Regions from separate parts of the Homo sapiens genome. Here region 2 is linked to region 1. The links are chromatin loops, found by intact Hi-C in ENCODE. Cell type or tissue: ascending aorta. All regions are shown on one strand.

Region 1 (8,000 bases):
ATCGCTTGAACCTGGAAGGCGGAGGTTGCAGTCAGCTAAGATCACACCACTGCACTCCAGTGGCAAGACTCCATCTCAAAAAAAAAAAAAAAAAGTAAACATTTATCTTATATTTGCTCCTATGAAGGCAATCTAATGTTTTTCTCTGCCTCCTTTAAGATTTTCTCTTTGATCTTCTTCTGTAGTTTCACTATGATGTGTCTTGCATGATTTTAAAATGTATCCTACTTGGGCTTTGTTGAACTTCTTGAATCTATGGATCGATATGTTTCTTAAATTTTAGAAAATTTTCATCTATGATCTCTTCAGAGATTGGTTTGACCCCATTCTCTTTTCTTTCTGAAATTTCAACTACAATTATTTTGGATTTCTCTCTGAATTCTGTCTGTCCCTCACTGTCTGTGCTGGATATCTCCAATTTCTCCCTTCTCCAATCCTCTATTCTGTGTCCTAAGAGGCAGATATTTATTTATTTATTTATGTTTTAGATGGAGTCTTGCTCTGTTGCCTAGGCTGGAGTGCAGTGGTGCAATCTCAACTCATCGCAACCTCTGCCACCCGGTTCAAGCGATTCTCCTGCCTCAGCCTCCTGAGTAGCTGGAACTACAGGCGCCTGTCACCATGCTTGGCTACTTTTGGTATTTTTAGTAGAGACGGGGTTTCACCATGTTGGCCAGGCTGGTCTCGAACTCCTGACGTCAGGTGATCCTCCCGCCTCGGCCTCCCAAAGAGCTGGGATTACAGGCGTGAGCCACCGTGCCTGGCCTAGACACTGTAATTTAAAAAATATTTGTAAAAGCAACTTGTGAACATAGGTAATTTGTTGTATGTCCCTTCAAGGATAATTTACATTTGCTTCTGCTAGGTAGCAGTGGCATTAATATGACACCGTTAGGTCTTACAACATGACTTCATGTCATTAGCATGACATCAAGATGGCTGCAGTCTTTGCAAGGCTTTCCTTACTCTAAGTTCATGTTTTCTTCTAGAGAGCAGTCCTTTAGTGTCTCAAAAGTAAGTCTGGGGCCAGGCACGGTGGCTCATGCCTGTAATCCCAACACTTTGGGAGGCCGAGGCAGGCAGAGTACTCGAGGTCAGGAGTTCGAGAACAGCGAGGTCAGGAGCATAAGACCAGCCTGGCCACCATGGTGAAACCTCGTCTCTACAAAAATACAAAAATTTAGCTGGGCACGGTGGCGCATGACTGTAATCCCATCTGCTCAGGAGGCTGAGGCAGGATAATCACTTGAAGCCGGGAGGTGGAGGTTGCAGTGAGCTGAGATTGGGCCACGACACTCCAGCCTGAGTGACAGAGCAAGGCTCCGTCTCAAAAAAAACAAAGTAAACAAAAATACCCCAAAAAACAACAACAAAAAAACTAAGTTTGGGATGGCAAATCAGGCCCCCTTCCTTTGGCAGACTCGGCTCCACCTTTTATCCCTTAAATCACCCAAAAGTGGTGCTCAAATCTCACCTGTCTTTCAGCATTAGCAAACAGCTTCTTTTATTCCAAATGGTGGTCTCATCTCTCTAGATTTCAGCCTTCTCTCAAATTTTGGCCCAGTAATTTCTCATTACCTTGTTATTTCTTTTATGGTTTTTATGTTTTAAAAAGTTTCAAAATGTAGGCCGGGCGCAGAGGCTGACGCCTGTAATCCCAGCGCTTTGGGAGGCCGAGACGGGCGGATCATGAGGTCAGGAGATCGAGACCATCCTGGCTAACACGGTGAAACCCTATCTCTACTAAAAATGCAAAAAAATTAGCCAGGCATAGTGGCAGGTGCCTGTAGTCCCAGCTACTCGGGAGGCTGAGGCAGGAGAATGGCGTGAACCCGGGAGGCGGAGCTTGCAGTGAGCCGAGATTGTGCCAATGCACTCCAGCCTGGGCGACTGAGTGAGACTCCATCTCAAAAAAAAAAAAAGTTTCAAAGTGTTTTGTCAAACATCTTCATTATCTTCAGAGAGACATCTATATGATTTATCTCCCCATCACTATTTAATATAACCTATGTGCTTTTCATTAAGATAAGTACACAATAATGTAACTATTGTCAAAAGGAAATAGCTGAGTCAAATGAAGATGTTTCAAGGTAGGAAAGGTTTAAAAGCCTGTTCGGGCTAGGTGTGATGGCTCACGTCTGTAATCCCAGCACTTTGGGAGGCTGAAGCAGGAGGATAGTGTAAGACCAGGAATTTGAGACCAGCCTGGGCAACATAGTGAGACCCTGTCTCTACAAAAAAAAAAAAAAAAAAAAGAAAAGAAAAGAAAAATTAGCTGGGTGTGCTGGCATGCTACTTGAGAGGCTGAGGGGGAAGGATCACTTGAGCCCAGGAGTTTGAGACCAGACTGGGCAACAACGTGGTGAAACCCTGTCTCTACAAAAAATACAAAAATTAGCCAGGCATAGTGGCAGGCGCCTGTAGTCTAGCTATTCAGGAGGCTGAGGTGGGAGGATCACTTGAGCCTGGGAGGTTGAGGCTGCAGTGAGCCATGATCACGCCACTGCACTCCAGTCTGGGTGACACAGTGAGACCCTGTCAAAAGAATAAAAATAAAAACAAAAACAAAAAAAAGAGAGAGTGTAACTGTAAGTTCCCAGATAAATCTCTTAAAATCTTGAGGGCTGGGCCAGAAGATTTTTTTTTCTTTTTTTCTTTTTGAGACGGAGTCTAGCTCTGTTGCCCAGGCTGGAGTGCAATGGCGTGATCTCAGCTCACTACAACCTCCGCCTCCTGGGTTCAAGCGATTCTTCTGCCCCAGCCTCCCAAGTAGCTGGGATTACAGGTATGCACCACCATGCCCGGCTAATTTTTTGTATTTTTAGTAGAGATGGGGATTCACCATGTTGGCCAGGCTGGTCTTGAACTTCTGACCTCTAGTGATCCACCCACCTCAGCCTCCCAAAGTGCAGGGATTACAGGCATGAGCCACAGCACCCAGACTTTTTTTTTTTTTTTGAGACAGGATCTTGCTCTGTTGCCCAGGGTGGAGTGCAGCGGCCGGATCTCACTGCAACCCCTGCCTTCCGGGTTCAGGTGATTCTCCTGCCTCAGTCTCCCGAGTAGCGGGGATTACAGGTGCTCACCACCACACCCGGCTAATTTTTGTATTTTTTGTAGAGACGGGGTTTCTACTAAACCCTGTATCTTGGCCAGTTTGGTCTTGAACTCCTGACCTCAAGTGATGGGCCAGAAGATTTCTAAGGAGTCTTGCATTCTAAACTTCTATTATTGTGAATCCAATGTTGTAGCAGAGACAGAGCTGGATTTGGAATCAGGAGCCTGGGATTTGAGCACAGCTCGGCCACATACCAGCTGTGTGAACATGGGCAAGTCATTTAATCTCTCTAAGCCTCACGGAGATTTACTTGACAGACTTGGGAAGGATTAAGGGGGTTACTGTACGTCAAAGTGCCTTATAAACTGTAAAGAACTACCCTAATGTCAGGTATTCTTTTATAATGTCCAGTCTTCCTTTTTTTTGAGCCAATCAGAAAAAGTAACCTAAAGTGAGTCAGATCTCAGGAATTTAAGTTGTAAAACCAGGAAATACAGTATAGTTAATTGTGCATCATAATCACCTTATGGAATTTATAGAATCGTTTTATTTTATCAATGCTTGCACTTTGATAATGAATAATACAAGGTAAAATTACAAATAGGTACTCACTTGTACAGGCCGATCCTCCATAAGAAGATGCTCACTGTTCTTGGAATCCCAAATTTTGGGGGGCAAAATAGTGAACACAGTATATGATAACGGCAACAAGTACTTATAAGCTAGTTTTCTCTTTCATTGAACAATTTCGTGTTGAGCCATCAGGTCTACCGGGGAGGATAGCAAACCTGAGGCCAACAAGAAAGAAGTTTTCCTGTTTTTCAAGTGAGGAAGGGCAGCCCTAGAATAACCTAAGCTGCCATGGGCAGGGCGATGATGTTTTCTCCTGAGACAGCCAATGAGCCATGTGTCAAAGGCCAGCCCTTCCTATTCTTTGGACTAACAGCCCTAGAACTGCTTTGAGGTCTTTTGAATGGAACTCGGGGAACCTAGTTCGTTGGTGCACACCGGCGACAATTTTTCGATTATTCAGCAGAACTGATAAAGTATTTCCTTGAGAGGTTCAGCGCGCGCACGCGCCCCCTCGGTTTGTGTTGAGTAACGCGCGCACTATGTCATTCAGTGCCCGCACATCGTTGTTGCTCAAGACTCAAGACGTTGCAAGAAAATGGCTAACGAAGCGACGAGAGAACGGCGGCGCGGCGGACGTTGCTGCGGTAGGACGTGCCCGACCTCCCAGTCCACACAAGGGAGCGCACCGCCCAAGTGGCCGCGGCCCGCTCGACCGAGCGCGCCGCTGCCGGTCCCTGCGCCAACGCGCACGCGCGGCCGTCATCCGGGTGCTGGCGGCTGCTGCTGCAGGTTGCGCTAGGGTGGCGGACCGGGGGAGGGGCCAGCGGCTCATTGTGCGCAGCGCTGCGCGGCGCCGGCGGCCGCCGAGGCCTGGGTGGAAGTTGGCGCTGCTGCCGCCGCCCTGCAGCCCACTCGCTGCCTCGGCAGCGCGCTGCTCTTCTAAGATGGCTGCCGCTACCGGTGCGGTGGCAGCCTCGGCCGCCTCGGGTCAGGCGGAAGGTAAAAAGATCACCGATCTGCGGGTCATCGATCTGAAGTCCGAGCTGAAGCGGCGGAACTTAGACATCACCGGAGTCAAGACCGTGCTCATCTCCCGACTCAAGCAGGTGAGGCCCGGCGAGGACCGGAAAGGACCGGGAAGGGGAACTTAGGCCGCGCCTCGGCGCCCCGCTTCCGCCGCAGCCTCCGGCTGCCCGCAGCCGCTGGGACCTGCGGAACGGCATGGTAGGGAGGCCAGGGGCGGCTCCCGCGAGCGTGGAGGACGGGGACCCTTCCGCGGTGCCCCCGCCCCGCGCCCCGGGCCGGGCCGGGCCTGCGAGGGACCGGCCACCGCAGCCCAGCGTGCCTCCGCCTCCCCGGGACGTCCCCGCCAGGCTGCGAGGGTTGCGGCCGGCCGGCGCGGCCTCCCAAGGGCGATCGCGGAGACCTGGGAGGCGCTGGCTCCCCAGCCTTTAGCCATGGTGAGCGTGTGCATTTCTTGGCCTCAGAGGGAATGGTTACTTTGGTGACTTCTGCGAAGTTACCGTTTAATTGTGCCCAACCGTTTCTTCCCCATCTTGAGGGGGAATTGGTAGTGGGAGTTGATGGGTGGGTGACAGAGTTTTTGTTTTCCACTAGGCTTTTAGTTTTTGCATCAGCGCAATAATTACTTTTTCTTTCCTGATTAGCTTTCTGGTTTGAGTGAGCGTTGGAATTGTAGCAGAGGAGCAGTAAGTTTGCATTACAGAAACTAGGAAAACTCTTTTTAGTTATTTACTTTAGTAGCTAGCAACTTTTCTGCAATAGAACATATTTGGATTTTTGGCCAGTATGATGTGATATTTAATTATCTTGACACGGTAGAATTTAAAACTCCTTGCGATTTTGATACCTAATGATTTTTTTCCCCTGAAAGTTTCTCTCACTCTTTCGTGTAGTTTAATTGCTCATTTTTGAAGTCGGTTGATGAAATGACTGGCAATTCTAATGTCTTGAGGCTTGAGGTTTGCTAAATTTTTTTTCATTTCGTTTTTATAAAATAAGTTTAGATAGATTGTGTAGCATATTAACTTCTCTTTCTAATGTAGGCTATTGAAGAGGAAGGAGGCGATCCAGATAATATTGAATTAACTGTTTCAACTGATACTCCAAACAAGAAACCAACTAAAGGCAAAGGTTGTTACGAGTTATGAACATGTTTTAAAATATATTTTGGTTATATAACTTGCCTCTGCTCTTGTGCCTCTTGCCCTGTTTATATAGTGCTACTCTTTGCTATTTCCCTCTGGCAGTCTGCCTTCTTGGGTCAAGGAAGAAAAGTTACTGTTGCCAGGCTTTGGGTGACTTGTAGCCCTTAAGATTCGGCTGAAGCTGATTAGAAAGTGAGAACAGTTCTTTATTGCTTCCGGAAAAAATTACAAAGTCAAGTTGTGTAATGATGCTTCATAGTGTGAAGACCTGAATAAAATACAGTTTAACACATGTCTACCTTGCCCCACAATTGGCAGAGTTTTGATGGAATTCCTACCAAATCTTTTACCTTGCCTCCTTGCTGTTTTCTTTAGTATATTAAAATTCTATAACCTTTATGTTTAGTACTTTGTTTGACTTGGTGAACTTAATTTGCATTTATGCCATTATACCTCCTAATTTTTAGTGAAATTCAAAAAGACCTCACCAATCATACTAACAAGGTAGAGGGAAAAATCCATGATTAATTAGCTTAAAAAAGTTTTAAATTATAGGGATGTTAAAGATTCTTATTTTTAACTTTTAAGCTAGAGCAAAATATATTTATTTCTAGGATATAATGATTTAGTGACTAGCTAAAAGTGGTTTTAAATGAACGTTTTGCAGTATGAATGGAACTTAGGTATTTTTTAAAGCTTCTTGGTAAATGAAACCTTTATTTGAATAACTGCAAATTTCTCCCTCCTATAAGGACAGTGGCAGAGGGTGGACATGATATATCTGGATTCTGGTCTTTACCTACAATTTTCATGCAGAGTTTGTCATGAACAGCTGCTGCATTTTTTGTAATCTAATTTTCTTTACTGCTTTAAGTGATCCAAGTGTTACTCCCAACCACTGAATGATTGCAACTAAAATAAAATGAATGGATTAATATTGAAAAGGGAATATTAAATTTTGATCTTAAGCACACCTGGGTATCAGAGATGAGGACAACTCACTATTTTAAGTCTTCCTAGGTTAGGAGAGTCCCCTGTTTGTGCCAAAGGAAATTGAAAAGGGCTAATAAGCATTCCCTGGGAGAGGTGGGGATGTAGTTTAGAGAAGTAAAAAAGTTATCTTAAAGGTAGCTTTTAAGATAACTCTGACTCAGTGTATCACTTTGAGAGATACATTTTCTGTATTTAAAGAAGCTTGTCATGAGAAGACTGCCAACAAACCAGAGGCTATTTCAAAATGGAAAACGATAGAAATTCAGAAATAAGTATATCAGGAATTAACCATGTGTCTTGCAGTAGTTTTGATTCATATCTTTTACCTAGCATGCTGTGCTAGTTTGACAGGTACTGTGTATTAATCATAGTCCCAGGTTGTTTGAGTTGACTATTATTTTAGCATTGAAAATAAACATGATTTATTCCTTTCTCACCTACTTTTAATTTCTCTGTATATCCCTTTTTCAGTTTTGACTAGGAACATCATTTATCTCTTATTATTAGAAATAATTTCAGCAATATAAAATTTTAAGGGTTTTTTCAATACATTTTATGACAGGTATATATATCTATATATATGATATATAGATTATATATAGGTGTATATATATCATATATGATATATATATATATTTTTTAATAGGGTATTGCTCTGTTGCCCAGGCTAGAGTGCAGTGGTGCCTAGCTCTTTGCAGCCTCAAACTCCTGGGCTTAAGTGATCCCTCCCACCTTAGCCTCCCTGGTAGCTGGGACTACAGGCATGTGCCACCACAACATTTTAAATAAGTAAACATTATTTATTTTTATCAGTATGTTTGCTAATTTTTTTCTTTGTATGGGTTATACTTGAACTTTATTCCATAACTCTGATGTTAAGAGGTCTTAAGGTATTCAGTTAGAAGTTGTAACATTTGGGGGCCGGGTGCAGTGGCTCACGCCTGTAATCCCAGCAGTTTGAGAGGCTGAGGCGGGTGGATCACCTGCGGTCGGGAATTCGAGAGCAGCCTGGCCAACATGGCCAAACCCCATCTCTACTAAAAATACAAAAAAAAAAAAAAAAAAAATAGCTGGGCATGGTGGCGCGCGTGCCTGTAGTCCCAGCTACTCGGGAGGCTGGGGAGGCTGAGACAGGAGAATCGCTTGAACCCAGGAGGTGGAGGTTGCAGTGAGCTAAGGTCACTCCACTGCAGTCCAGCATGAGACCC
Region 2 (8,000 bases), 370 kb before region 1:
ATTTAAGTTACTGTGGAATAGGCTGGGCGTGGTGGCTCATGGCTGTAATCCTAGCACTTTGGGAGGCTGAGGTGGGCGGATCACTTGAGCTCAGGAGTTCGAGACCAGCCTGGGCAACATGGCAAAACTCCATCTCTACTAAAAATACAAAAAATTAGCCGGGCATGGTGGTGTGTGCTTGTAGTCCCAACTACTCAGAAGGCCGAGGTGGGAGGATTGCTTGATCCCGGGAGGCAGAGGTTGCAGTGAGCTGAGATCATGCCACTGCCCTCCAACCTGGGCGACAGAGTGAAACCCCATCTCGATAGATAAATAAATAATAAATAAATTGTGGAATGATCTTCTTTGACATTCTGCTAGATATGAAGGCTGCTTAGAGGCAGTTGTTTGAGAAAGAAAAAAGCAAGCCCTGACCTCCAGGAACTGGTGACAGTGGACGCTATACACCACTCGTTCACAGTGTTGCTCGACGCTGGTCAGGTGCTCACAGCTCGGCCATGTTGTCTTCCTGTTGGCCATAAGCCGACTCACAGAGCACTGACCTTGGACAAGGTCATGGTGAAACCATGGTAAATAGAGACAAAGCAAAGCCACTTCATATTTTTTTCTGAGCACAGACACAAAAAAGTTTCCTGTAGGACCCATAATTTTGATTATGACAGGGTAAAGACAAGTTCCATTTTCTAGGATTTGATTTGAGCCAAGGTCAATGAATAGCTTATTTTGTAGCTTAATTGACAACAGTAAATACTTTTGCAGTCTTAGGTCCCGCTTGATCTGTACTAGGGAGGGTAATTTGAACCAAGAGCCTGATTCCCGGGCATTTCTGCCCTAACCAGATCACGGGCTAAGGATGCAACAGAGCATAGTTTCAGCAGAGCCCCCTTGAAAAAAAAGTTATGCTGAATCCATGATGCAACATCCATTTGAAATGAGGAAAAAGAAGGCAAAGATGACATGATTTATTTTGTGTCATACCTAAATAATTAGAAGAAAGCCCCTTTTTCTAGTAGCACCTATAAAAATTTCACTGGGCTTTGGAGGTCTAAAGGGAAATTCTAGCACATATTTCAGCTCCAGTTAATCCAAGGTTACCATCATCTCAGTTTTGTGAAGAGATGGAAAGAAGCCAACTGAAACAGTAGCGTAGGAACCCAGCCCTGCCTTTTGCTTTATATGTGACCTTGGCCACGTACCTGACCTTCACCTTTCTCATATAGAAAAAGAAAATAGGCGGGCCGCAGTGGCTCACGCCTGTAATCGCAGCACTGTGGGAGGCCAAGGCAGATGACTCACCTGAGGTCAGGAGTTTGAGACCAGCTTGACCAACATGGTGAAACCTCATCTCTACTAAAAATACAAAAATTAGCTAGGCGTGGCGGTGTGTGCCTGTAATCCCAGCTACTAGAGAGACTAACGCAGGAGAATCGCTTGAACCCAGGAGGCAGAGGTTGCAGTGAGCCAAGATTGCGCCGTTGCACTCCAGCCTGGGTGACAAGAGCGAAACTCCCTCTAAAAAAAAAAAAAAAAAAGAAAGAAAAGAAAATGAAAATAGAGACGCCTGCCTGATACTCCTCCAGGCATCACTTTAATGTGTATGGAAACTCTTAACTGTGAAAGGCCATATATCCAGGAAACGGGCCATTATATTCCTGCTGTTGTTGTTAATTTTATCAGAAGAGAGTCCTACACTGCCGACTCAGTAGAACAAGTAGCTTTTGAGCAATGGTTTTGTGTGCAGTCACTGTGCCTGGTGTTTTGTGCCACCGCCTTTCCCTGTCACATTTGTGAGCCAGGGAGAGGGGCAAATGCGAGATGATCACACTTCAGTGCCACTACTCGCAGATACCATCTCGCTGTGGGATTATGCTGCTTACTCCGAGGAGAGATCTGGAAGGCACTGTTGCCTCTTGCTTTTGCATTTTATGTATCTATTTATTTATCTTTTTTAATTTCTTCCTTTTTATTTATTTCTTTCTTTATTTTTAGACAGAGTCTCACTTTATTACCCAGGCTGGAGTGCAGTGGTACGGTCTCGGCTCACTGCAACTTCTGCCCCTCGGGTTCAAGCAATTCTCCTGCCTCAGCCTCCTCAGTAGCTAGGAAAGGGTCTCACTGTGTTGCCCAGGCTGAAGGACTATGGCACAATCCCGTCTCACTGCAGCCTCGACCTCCTGGCTCAGGTGATTCTCCCATCTCAGGCTCCCAAGTAGCTAGAACTACAGGCACATGCCACCACCACACCCGGCCAATTTTTGTATTTTTGGTAGAGACAGGGTTTCGCCACGTTGCTCAGGCTGGCTTTTGCATTTTAGATGATGGATTTTATCAAGCTGACATCTAATTCTAACAATCAAATTTAGACTTGATGAGGGTCTGAAGCTGAAGACTTTATTTGCAGCATGGAACTCACCTGCCAAGCTGGCTTCTCAAAATACCAGCCAGGCATTACATTTTCTTCTGTGTGGGAACCAGTTAATATGTAGGTGGCTTGGAGTGATTCTGAGGGGTATTCTCACCAGACAACAACTGAAAGTTTCCTTTCTCCACTCTAGAGATGCCTTGGCCTAAGAGATTGTATTCATAGGTGCCCTGGTCAAAATGTCCTTCTCCCCTGGGCAGGACTGGAGACAGCTTTACCAGTCCTTAACTTCCAATGCCATTTTTAGCTTCTAAATTGGCAAGTGTCTTTTATTTACTTTCAATAATTTTTAACATATTTGTATAATTTATATAGTGTCCAGAGTTTATAATGTATTACTTTACACCTCATTTTTCAGTTGTAAATGGAATAAAATTGATCAAGCCCCAAGGTGTGTCAGGCACTGTGTTAGATGGACTCTGGAGATTCAGAGAAAAAGAGACAGATTTCTTTGCTCAGGTGGCATGCAGCGCCTAGTCAAAAAATCAGTTGTGTTATGTCTAATTAAGGTCAAGACGACATGTGAAATCCAATAATACAGATGAGTCCTAGACACAGAACTTTTCCTCCTGGCCTCATGAGTTAGATTGTGGCACCCTTGTCATGGATGAGGAAAGTGAGACTAAGCGGCCTTAAGTGACTGCAGTGGTCACCCAGCTAAGGTGTTCTGACTTCTAAATACTGGCCTTGTCTACCCAGCACACTGCCCCGCGTCTCACCTTGTCAGCATTCTTTTGCAGTATGTTGCCATTTCAAGATGGCATGTTAATGTCTGTGATCATATAGAAGGTCTATTTTGGGGTGCCTTTTTTCTCAAGACATTTAGGACAGTGCCTTCGTTAATTGGACATGTCCCTAAATCTTACTTGAGTCACAAACTGATCCCCTCATTGGCACGCTGGTTTCTGTTAGCCTCAAGGTGTACTCTTTTCTAACTTTTCCTGCCTTTTTTTCTCCCCACATCTGATGCTCATGGTGCCTGGGACTTTCCTGAGAATTGGCCAGACCCCATGTTCTTATTACCTCCAACAGAGGCTTTAGTTCTGCCAGGCAGGGGACGAACCTACCTTTACGTAGGTGTTCTGTTTGCATTAGTTTGAAAATGGGTTTGAGGGCAGGGGAAGGTAAGTTATTTGAGTGCATAGCAATTAGGATGAGGGTATGTATTAGGAAAAACGAATCAGTAGTATCACAGATGATCTCTTGATGTTATCAAAATAACTCATTGATATGACATCTTCAGGTTAGCTTTCCCGTTCTCTATCTTGGAAGTCAACCCTGTGAGGTTGGAAACAAAAGAGTTAAAGAGAATCCCCTGGGCCACCCAGCCAGTAGTAAGTCGCAGAAGAGGAATTTGGAGTCCGCTCTTCAGGCTCCAGCAGGCTCCAGTGCTAAGCCTCTTCTCTCTGCCAGGTCATGGCAGAATATGGACTTAGCCACAATAAAGCTGCCTCAAGGACCGAGGAGAGTGGTTGTTACTGACTGACTTTATTCCTCTCAGCATCCAAGAAGATCTCTTCAATTAAACATTATAGCCTTCGGGCATTAGCCCAGGAGACACAGTTGAGGGTCCTAGGTGCTTTCACTTAAGGCAGGGCTGTTGAGTCGGTGAGGGGATGAGGGCATCTCAAAAGAAGGCTGGCTTTCAGGATTGCACAGAGATGTTCCTGCTCCCAGCAGACTGGGGTAAAATTTCCTGGGAATGAGGGCATTTCTGAGGAAAAGAGAAGGGAAATTTTGTTGACTACAAGTTGCTATAGTATAAATGGGAGAATTAATCTATTTTTAAATGCTCAGATGTAAAGATACATTCTTATTGTTGAATCCATATTTTCCTCAAAAGAGAGTGGAGACATTAATTAGGAAGACATTTTTAATACATCTTGAGGATTCAGAGGCTGCCACTGATAAAATTTAAAAAGGAAAACAAATGTGCCAGGTGCGGTGGCTCACACCTAGCACTTTAGGAGGTCGAGGCAGACGTATCACCTGAAGTCAGGATTTCAAGACCAGCCTGGCCAACATGGTGAAGCACCATGTCTACTAAAAGTACAAAAATTAGCCAGGTATGGTGGCATGTGCCTGTAATCCCAGCTACTCCAGAGGCTGAGGCAGGAGAATCTCTTGAACATGGGAGGCAGAGGTTGCAATGAGCTGGCATGGTGCCAGTGCACTCTAGCCTGGGCAACAGAGCAATACTCTGTCTCAAAAAAAAAAAAAAAAAAAGAAAAAAAAGGAAAAAAAGAAAGATATACAATAAGCTCCCTCCTCCAAGAGTTTGTTATGATTGTGATTTTATCGTTTGGCTAGCTTCTTAGAGCTAGCCTGTGAGACCTTCAAGAAAGCCTGTCAGGATTTTTCATAATCATAGCTCCAACAAAAGAGGGGCAGTTTGGGAATTTCTTTTTTAATGGGAACCCCGGAAGATTTATAGCTAGAAGGCGATCACAGGTTTCTAGATCAGTGCACCAGCGTTCAGCTTCCTTTTACAACATGTGGCCCACTTCCAGGTTTCAAAAAGTGTGACCGCATCATGGGTAGACTCACTTCCTCTTGTGCTTAGGTCTGAGAATGAGCGGGCAGAGTGGGGAAATAGCAGTGGGTGGGGAGGGTGGTGTCTGAAGATGTTTGTGGGAGTGTCCAGTGGTTCTAAGCCTCTAGAAGTATCTTTGCCAATAAAGACTCAGAAATGGGAATGGGGGTGTGTGTGCACACCAGAAATGGCCGTGTGTGTGTGCCTGTGTGCACCAGAAATGACCGTGCGTGTGTGTGTGTGTCTGTGTGTGTGTGTGTGTGCGCGTGCTGGGCAGGCAGAGCCATGGGAACAGGAAAACCCAGCACCCCCTTCAGCCTTTTCCTAGGGACTGGCATTCATTGCCAGGCATGCTGGTTGGGAAGAACTGCCCAAGATTTTCATCTAGAAGAGATTCAAGAGGACCCAAAGCCCAGGCTCTTAGGATTTCACCAGATGATAAATTATAAAGTAGCTGACTGGTTTGTGGTGAACAGTTGCTCAAATGCCCTTTTAGCTTCTCAGTGGTGACAAAGTATATCTCACGGAGATCTTACATTACATTAAAGATTTAGGGGTTCCAGTTAGGATATTTAAAACCTTTGCCAGATAGGAGATGGTATCACATACCTCACACCAAATTTGTGCGTCTCACAGCTGGGCATTGAGATTTTTAAAATAGCAACTTCTGAGTGGAAAATTGTTAGGGAAAATCTAATCAACTTAATTTAAATGGCATAAATGATGATTAGAGCTAATTATCGTCAGAATTTGGGCTGGTGTTTCTAAAATGAAACTACAGAGTTTCTTTAAATGGGGTCATCAGGTTAGGATTCAGTTGTCAAGAAAGATCAATGATTTGTGTGAACTCACAGTCTTCTCAGCTTACCTGGTAGCCAGGGGTAATATTTCACACTTCGGAGTGAATTGCATTTATATTCTTTTTCTTCATAGCTCACTCAGGATTTTTAGAAGATGAAAGAATTGAATCTTATGGCAACAAAGCCCATTTCTTCACAGTGGAACTATAAATGCAGACTTAAGTAATTAATTTGTAAACCTTTGTATCTTTTTAAAACATCATCCTATCCCCAAGGCCTAACATAAGTTTTGTTGACTAGGTGAAATGATTGAATCAGTGAATGATTGAATAAATGAAAAATATAGGATGCAGTTCAGGAAAGAAAACCACAAGAGTGCGGCGGCTATTTAAAAAATGCCATCCCTGTAATTACTGTTATTGCCAATTCCTGTTTGTGTTTATGAAGCCTGAGGAATTTTGGAGGGCACTACCAGTAATTTGTATCTCATTACTCAAGCTAAGGGAGGGATAAATGAATCCTAAATGTAAACCTTTTACCGTCAAAATGGAAAACCTGTGTTTTTCCAGTGATGTGTCAGCAGTAGCTATTAATATTAAAATCACGAACCTACACACATACCTTTAAGAAATGGACTCCAGGCTTGTAAAACATGTGGCCGTAATATTGGCAGAGCAAGAATCTTTGGCCTCTGAATAAGCTCACTGGCCTTCATGTCTGTGATAATTTGCCATAGAGACCAGGCTTTTTTTCTGAGGATCTATCCCAGTCACTGTAGTTGTGGAAGTGGTGGTTCTTGTATAACAAAGTCATCTGAGGTAATATTTCCACACAATAATTTTTAGCAAAAAGAAAATGTTTAATGGTTATCCCAGGTGGCAGCAGATTCCCTTGTGGAAACAAGAATGGCGGGAATCAAAGGTTGGGCATAGAGAAGAACTTTCCTCTTTGTGATTCAAGGACAGATGTTGGCAACCTCTTTGAACTGAATGATTGGACTCCATCCTTTTCACTCATGTTGTCCTTTACCCCCAGTCCTCACCTGGATTTAAGCGATCTGGTCTGAAAGAACTCCTTCCATTTCTACCCTTTAAATAGGTTCTTATTTAATGCCACTGTAGTCAAGGAAGAGAGGGGGAACAGGATTGGAGCAGGGGTGAGGTTCACAGGCACCCCGAGGGAGGAAACCAGACGTGAACATCCCACACATAGCAGCTTTGCATATGGACAGACCTGATTTCCTTCTATGCCTCTTCCCACAGTGCTGTCTGGGCCATTAAGAATCACCTTGACTCATAGTTCTGGTTTTCAGTTCAGCTTCTAGGAATGCATGATTTCACACCTTGTGGAGGTAGAACGCAGTATCACTGATCAGGGCACAGCTATCGGGCAACCTCAGCCTCTCTGGAACTCAGCGGGCTGTGAGGAAGTCATGTATCTAAGAAGCCCAAACACATACTCCATGGCCCTTGACTGTCTGAAAAACTCAGTTTCGGAGTTTAATACATTCCCCCAGGGTACCAAATAACTAGATTTGTAAATGTAAATTTTTTCAGTCAGTTCTTAAGGTTTGATGAGGAACAGGATATTTACATAGTCGCAAAGTATCTCACCACAAATCACTTTGCATTTGTAATAGGAAAAATTACGCAGTGGGGAAGTTGGAAAATACTTAACCAAATGATGAAAGTGAATATCACCTACAAATATCATGTACCTCTGGACATCATGCCCTCAGAAGGACACAAAATTATTTGCCTAGAATTCTAGTCAAAAATGTGAAAGATGAATCTAAGTATGACAAATATCAGGCAAACTCAAATGGAGGGAAATTCTATAAAATAACTTGCCTGAACTGTTTAAAATGTCACCATCATAAAAGACAAAGGAAAACTCATGCCTGTAATCCCAGCACTTTCAAAGCCCACGGTGGGAGGATCACTCGAGCTTAGGAGTTCAAGACCAACCCGGGCAACATAGTGAGACCTCATCTGTACTAAAATTCAAAAAAATTAGCCAAGCATGGTAGTGCACACCTGTAGTCCCAGCTACTCCAGGGCTGAGGTGGGAGGATCACTTGAGCCCAGGAGGTCGAGGTGGCAGTGAGCCCTCATCGCACCACTGTACTCCAGCCCAGGCCACAAGAGCACGACCCTGTCTCAAAAAATTATAAAAATTTTAAAAGCCAGACATGGTGGCTTTTTATCCCAGCACTTTGGGAGGCTGAGGCAGGCAGATCACCTGA

Evidence for each region. Peaks named below come from ENCODE experiments on the same cell type or tissue, not always from the same donor. Only the 100,000 strongest peaks of a DNase experiment are listed, where the experiment ranks them.
Region 2: a loop joins it to region 1, with 5 times the contacts of the local background. A loop is called at or near these places in 2 of 110 quality-filtered maps.

The regions. Positions count from the first base shown.
Region 1 is chr15:58,930,141-58,938,140 of GRCh38, reverse strand. It overlaps SLTM (SAFB like transcription modulator), which reads left to right and starts at 4,462. Exons shown (of 21, transcript NM_024755.4): 1 at 4,462-4,737; 2 at 5,698-5,785. The coding sequence starts at 4,576. RefSeq lists enhancers at 4,016-4,105, 4,126-4,265, 4,556-4,795 and silencers at 4,296-4,475, 4,846-5,105. In ascending aorta, a CTCF peak has its summit at 4,083; a DNase peak (open chromatin) is centred at 4,200; H3K4me3 peaks cover 3,219 bases; H3K27ac peaks cover 3,972 bases.
Region 2 is chr15:59,297,515-59,305,514 of GRCh38, reverse strand. The region is part of intron 1 of MYO1E (myosin IE); the gene reads left to right. Among named protein-coding and RNA genes, the nearest start is that of MYO1E, 71 kb to the left of the region's middle. RefSeq lists silencers at 1,122-1,298, 7,181-7,240. In ascending aorta, no CTCF peak of the experiment used is centred here; DNase peaks (open chromatin) are centred at 24, 1,224, 4,574 and 4,984; H3K4me3 peaks cover 668 bases; H3K27ac peaks cover 4,569 bases.